2 separate regions of the Homo sapiens genome follow, and region 2 is linked to region 1. Evidence: chromatin contacts called from ENCODE Hi-C or POLR2A ChIA-PET data. All regions are on one chromosome and are shown on one strand. Each heading gives the region's core, a stretch centred on a gene start or an enhancer-like site at or near the end of the contact. The rest is flanking DNA. Distances are from core to core; before and after follow the strand shown. Region 1 has its middle 42 kb from the start of NEK3. Region 2 overlaps ATP7B (ATPase copper transporting beta).

Region 1 (2,878 bases), core at 107-2,606:
GAGGCTGCAGTGCCACTGCACTTCAGCCTGGGTGACAGAGCAAGAGCCTGTCTCAAAAAAAAGAACGGCAGCAAAAGATGAACATAAGTGCATGTTTATATAATATATAGGTAGATGATATTAGTGTAACTGTATAACACTATGTGAAAAATGAAGCTTTAGTCCCCTTGGAATACACAGGTGAGTATGACTTGTTCCCTGCTTCAAGGGGCTGGTGATCTAGCAGAGATCACAGATGTGGAGCAGGTAAACTAACAAGATAGGCAATGCAACAGGTGCCAGGCCTGTGGAGGCCCAGAGAGGTTGCACCCAGATGGATGAGTTTCCTAGATTTCATTAGCTTCTTCACAAGCGCTTTAGTGCCCAAAGCCAAAGGACAAAGTAAGAGGGAGGGGCACGGAAAGCCCCTCAGCAGCAGGAGGACTTATGGGAGATGGGACGGAAGATGAAGTGGTTTCGTGCCCTTCAAATTAGATTGTCTAGGTACTTGTCTTTCCCCTCCACGTAAGACGACTCGTTCTTAGTATATTCATGTGTAAAACTGCCTTGGATTTTAGGTGCATGGAAGACCAGGATCATGTCACACTAGTGTGTATTGCACAGCATATGACATAGAACTATGTTGAAACAGTGCTTAGCACATGACTTTTGGAGACGATAGAGATATGACCAGGCAGAACTGTCCTCAGGTCAATTTCTAAAGTGCATGAGAGTACTCTGGTTCCCCCAGCCCATCCTCTTGCCTTCTTGTACTCATTCCCCCCGTCCCTTGGCCCCTCTCTATGTTGCCTTTTAGCTTCTCAGAGCCTCCTTGCTTTGGGTCTCACCCAGGCCTGACACCCTTGCCGAGACCTCTCTAAATTAGCCTTTCGTCCCCTCTCCTACCTGTCAAACTGCTCTCTCATCTATCCACCAAGGGGAGGGCTATGTTGTTAAACTAACACTAATGTATGAAAGACCACATTGCTAGCTTACACTTGTACTATCTCATAAAAGTTAATTTTTAAAAGAGGTGCTTTCAAATTTCAATAAGCAAAGGCTTCAGCTGAGATTATTTTCTTTTTGCTTTCCTGGCCTCTGAAGTTATGCTTTCAGGAAACTGCTTCTCTGTCTAAGTGTTAACCTAAGCTGGCCCTTAGATGCATTTGTTATGTTCAAGTGCCCTCTGGAGGCAAACATAGTCTCTTGTTAGATAAAAGACATGCCTGCCAACGACCCACAAATGATTGGCCCCCGTGCTGTGGGGTCCATTCATTCCCATCTTTGTGCATTCCCAGCACAGCCCTGCCTCAGGGCCTTCAGCTTAGGCATGGAAAATTCTTTGGCCTGGAATAGCTGTCCCAAAGATTGTCCCATGACTGATTCCTTCATACCATCCACTTCAGCTCAGCAGTGCTTTCTCAGCCGTGCACCGCATCTAGCCAAGTCGACCTTCCCACTCTGTCATGTCGCGCTGTTTCCTTGTCTTCCGGCACTCAGCACTATCTGAAATAATCTTCCGTTCACTCAACACGTTCATCAAGTGCCTGACCTAGGCCCTGTCTCATGCATTTGGGATAGATCAAGGTACAAATGCAACATGTTCCCTGCCCTGGCGGAATGTACAGGTCTTGGGAAACACGTGGTTTCCTTTCTCATCATCAGCCTCCCTGCTGGAATGTAAGCTCAGTGAGAGCAGGGACCCCTCATCAAGGGGCAGCCTCATTTACTACCTTATCCCAAGAGCCTAGAATTGTGCCTGGTACATCCTTCATGGTCAATCAATATTTGTGGAATGAATAAACAAATGTTTATATTAGCTAGACACAGTGGCTGAGGCGAGAGGTTAGCTTGAGGCCAGGAGTTCGAGACCAGCCTGAGCAACATAGTGAGACCTCTGTCTCACAAAGAAATCTTTTTAAGTTTATATTTTCTATCAGGATACACAACTAACATTTTAAACTTATTTTGCTGTGACAAAGTTCATTCATTCCATTATCACAAGTCTATAAAATGAGACAAACTGTATACCTCATTATTATTCAAATGATCCATAACAACAATAGTTAGCATTTATTGACCACTAAGTATTAGACACTATAATAGTGCTTTATATGTATTGTCTCATCTTCACAAACTTTCCTGAGGCAAGTAACACCATTTTTCACTTTTAAGATGAGAAATTTGAGGCTTACAGGAGCTTCTCACTATCACAAAATCATCAGGTGGGAGAGCCAGCTTTTGAGGACCGGACAGTCGACCCAGAGTCCATGCTGTCAGCCTCCTCCACACAGCTATGTTCACATCAGGAAGTCTGTATTACTCAGCGGCTCCCTCTACCATCCTCTAAAGAAACCCTGCACTCTCTTAGCAGGGCCTGTGAGACCCCTCAAGATCAGCCCTGCCTCCTTCGCTAGTCTCCTTCCCATTACCTCTCCTCCCACCCTGACGGGAGCCCCTGCAGCTCCCAGACGCGGCCATGCCTTCCCCCATCTCCTTGCCATCCAATGCTGTGTTCCCTTCCTCTTCCCTGCCTAACTCCTACTCCTACTTCAAGGCTCAGCTCTTGCCCCAAGCTCCAGAACATTTCCTGGTCCTCTGGGCTGGGTTCTGTGACCATGCTCTACTGCTCCCAGCCCCCTGTGCCTGGCTTTGTGATTCTCAGTGAACGAAATGAGGTGCGGCTTTTCATCTCCAAATTTCCGGTTCTTAATTGGAACAGAGAAATTGACTAAATACTTTGAATGATGAACATTTGGGAATTGGCCATGTTTTACAAATTTAGGCACAGTGAGGCAAACAATCCCATTGTAAATAAGAGGGTTAGTGCTGGGCACAGTGGCTCACACCTGTAATCCCAGCACTTTGGGAGGCTTAGATGGGAGGATTCTTTGAGGCC
Region 2 (3,057 bases), core at 557-3,056, 240 kb before region 1:
CACCAACGGGGCAGGAGCGGGAGGTGCCACGGAGGAGGCTAGCTGTGTAGGCTGAGGGACAGGGAACTGGAGGGTTTCCATCTGAACACTTCTCCTTCCAGTAGTCCAAAGCGAGACCACAGGCTAATAGAAAATGTGGTGGGACCAGGGAGAGATTTTAGGAATATGAAGGAGGGCTGAAATAACCATTGCCTAGAATATAAAAAAGAAGCTAACCCCAAGGAAATACAGAAGCCTTAATTAGAAAAATTTCCATATTATTAAATATGCATTAAGAGTCAGTGTGTGTAAAGGTTAAGAAAATAGACTCTGGATCCACCAGCCTGGGTTACATCCCAATTCCATTACTGAATACCTGTGTGACCTTGGGCCAGTTGCTTAGCCTCTCTGAACCTCAGCTTCCTCATCTGTAAATTAAGAGTAATAATAGTCCCTGCCTCAGAAAGTTTCCATCTTTGGTTAGATTAAATACAAAGAGATTAGAATAGTGTCTAGCAAACAATAAATGCAACAAGAGTTTCCAGGAATAATAATAATTATTATTTTTAATATCAGGCAACCTTAAGAAGAAGATAAATTTCTCCTTCAATTTTTATTCTTTAGCAAGTTGAAGTCCTTATCTCTCTGCCTGTCTGAATGTGTATCTTACTAGGAAGGCCTAATTCATACTCTATGTTCTCTGTGAAGTTTCCCTTGACCAACACTGGCCTTCCTCTTCTTAATTCCTGGAATACTAATCATCTACACCTCCCATGTGCCATTTCGCACACACACACCACCTACAAATCTTGCTAGTTTTATAGTTCAATGCCTTGCTTTCGTAGCTGGATTGAGAGTGGTGATCTTACTGTGTCTCTGCCCACACTCACAAGGTCTATTGCAATGTCAATACAACATGGGCATCTGATGCAGCTCACACAGATTGATAGATACCAACCACAAAGACATTTGATAACCATAACTCACCTGATGATTAAATTGTCCTCACCAAGGGTCACAACGGTGGCTTCTGTGGCTTGGAGAGACATGAGTTTAGCCAGGGCTTCTGAGGTTTTGCTCTAGGAAATAACCAGAATGTGAAATGAGAGCTATCGAAAGCAGACCTGTCCAAACCCAGCCTGAGAGTCACAAGCGTGGTGTTAGAGACAGCTGGTGCGAGAGAAACAGCCGCACGGCACGATAAAAGGCTCTGCAGGTGGGCGTTACTTGCTATCCACCACACATGGCCACATGTCACTTCCACAGTGATGCACAGTGCCTGTGCCACTAAAGTCCGGGAATTACATTTCAGACTGGAAACAAACATCAGTCTTCCCACTGACCATTTTCTTTTAGGTTCAATCTAATTTCTTTTAGGGCCTGAGTTCCATTCTCTTGTAAGATACATTTCAGTGTTGGGGACAATGAAGGGTGTTAAAAATGGCATGACCTTGAGGAGGATGTATGGATGTCTAGACCAACTACATATTCAGTTTTGCACCAAGAGACAATGTAGGCTCTGCCCTGAAGGCCAGGTTTCTTTAGTTTACACAATACACCTGAATGATGGTTTTAATAATTAACCAGATTAGCTGGGATTTCAGAAGTAGTGACCAATTTGGAGATTAGTGACTAGAGCACCTTAATTATATGGAGGTTTCCTATTTCTTTAAGTCTGTCTCTATGCTGTGTATAATTAGTAATTCTAAACATGGTGTTCAGAGGAAGTGAGATTTGTTTACTGAAGGAGCAGCTCTTTTCTGAACCTGAAGCTGCTGTTACCTTTGCCAAGTGTTCCAGCCACCGGCCCAGGGCAATGAACACAAAGAGCATGGGGGGCGTGTCGAAGAATGTCACAGGGCTCCTCTCCGCCTTCTCAGCCACAGCAACCACCAGGATGACCAGAGAATAAACATAAGCAATGCTTGTGGCCAGGACGATGAGCACGTCCATGTTGGCTGACCTGTGTCTCAGAGATTTGTAGGCCTGAACGTAGAAGTACCACCCACCGAGGAGCTGAAAGACAAGGACAGTGAAGGCTGCCAGCAAGTAGGGAGGAGAGTTCAATGAGCGACACAGGGCCAAGGGCCCTGGGGATGGCAAAGCCTCTAGCTTTGTGCACAGTCGTGACAGTACTTCTTCCTCTGTGATGGGCGTTTATGAAATATACTTTCCCATTCAGAGGACTACTGTCCACAGGAATGGATGACCAAGAGCATGTGAGACCTTTAAAACCCAGTGCTTACAACACAAATGTCCTCTAATAAGAGAATGGTGAAAAGTTGGGGAAAAAAATCACGACTCATTTGTACTGTAGACAGCACAAGGCATTCCATTCCCTAAAGAGAATGGGCTCTATCTATAACCCACTGGCATAAAAGATGTCTAATACATAGTTAAGTGAAAAAGCCAGCTGCACATCAGTCTATCTTGTATGATCCCATTTCAGTTAAAAAAGTCTGTATCTGTATTACGTGAACATATACATACACATACACGCAAGTGTGCATTTTCTCTATATAAAGATTTGGAGAGATTAATGCCCAACTATTAATATCACCATAGCAACACTGGGGAATGAGATTGGGCGGGAGGCAGAATGTGATCAGTGAAAGGGCATCTTCCTCTTTTCTTCTTATACTTCAGTACGGTTTGAATTGTTAATAATAAGTGTACATTACACTTATAATCAAACAAAATATAGAAAAACACAAATTCAGGCTGGGTGCAGTGGCTCACACCTGTCATCTCAGAGCTTTGGGAGACTGAGCTTGGAGGACTGTTGAAGGCCAGGAGTTTGAGACCAACCTGGGCACATAGCAAGACCCTATCTAGCCAGGCATGGTGGCAGGCGCTTGTGGTCCTAGCTACTCAGGAGGCTGAGGTGGGAGGATCGCTTGAGCCCAGGAGTTCAAGACTACAGTGAACTATGATCACATCACTGAACTCCAGCCTGGGTGACAGGGTGAGACCCTGTCTCAAAAAAAAAAAAAAAAAAAAATCCAGCCTACCAATGCTTGCCCCCAAATAGCCCCTAAACATTCCAATATTAGGACAGGGATTTAGTTTTATATTCCA

The links. Hi-C counts contacts between places; a loop is a spot of excess contacts on that map. ChIA-PET counts read pairs that join two places held with the same protein, here RNA polymerase II (POLR2A). Pooled maps may share reads with other maps.
Region 2: a loop to region 1 is called in a pooled map, with 4 times the contacts of the local background. The contact joins two enhancer-like sites. A Hi-C loop is called at or near these places in 2 of 168 maps with a recorded cell type or tissue (naive thymus-derived CD4-positive, alpha-beta T cell and posterior vena cava) and 6 of 50 pooled maps. POLR2A ChIA-PET finds 5 or more read pairs at or near these places in 2 of 52 experiments (CD4-positive, alpha-beta T cell and RWPE1).

The regions. Positions count from the first base shown.
Region 1 is chr13:52,200,380-52,203,257 of GRCh38, forward strand. No RefSeq gene overlaps it. Among named protein-coding and RNA genes, the nearest start is that of NEK3, 42 kb to the left of the region's middle. Within about 2 kb of position 1,357, at least 2 of the 41 ENCODE cell types and tissues checked have a DNase peak (open chromatin) inside an H3K27ac peak, as active enhancers do.
Region 2 is chr13:51,956,550-51,959,606 of GRCh38, forward strand. ATP7B (ATPase copper transporting beta) reads right to left here. Exons shown (of 21, transcript NM_000053.4): 8 at 1,762-1,995; 9 at 967-1,058. Among named protein-coding and RNA genes, the nearest start is that of ATP7B, 53 kb to the right of the region's middle. Within about 2 kb of position 1,807, at least 3 of the 41 ENCODE cell types and tissues checked have a DNase peak (open chromatin) inside an H3K27ac peak, as active enhancers do.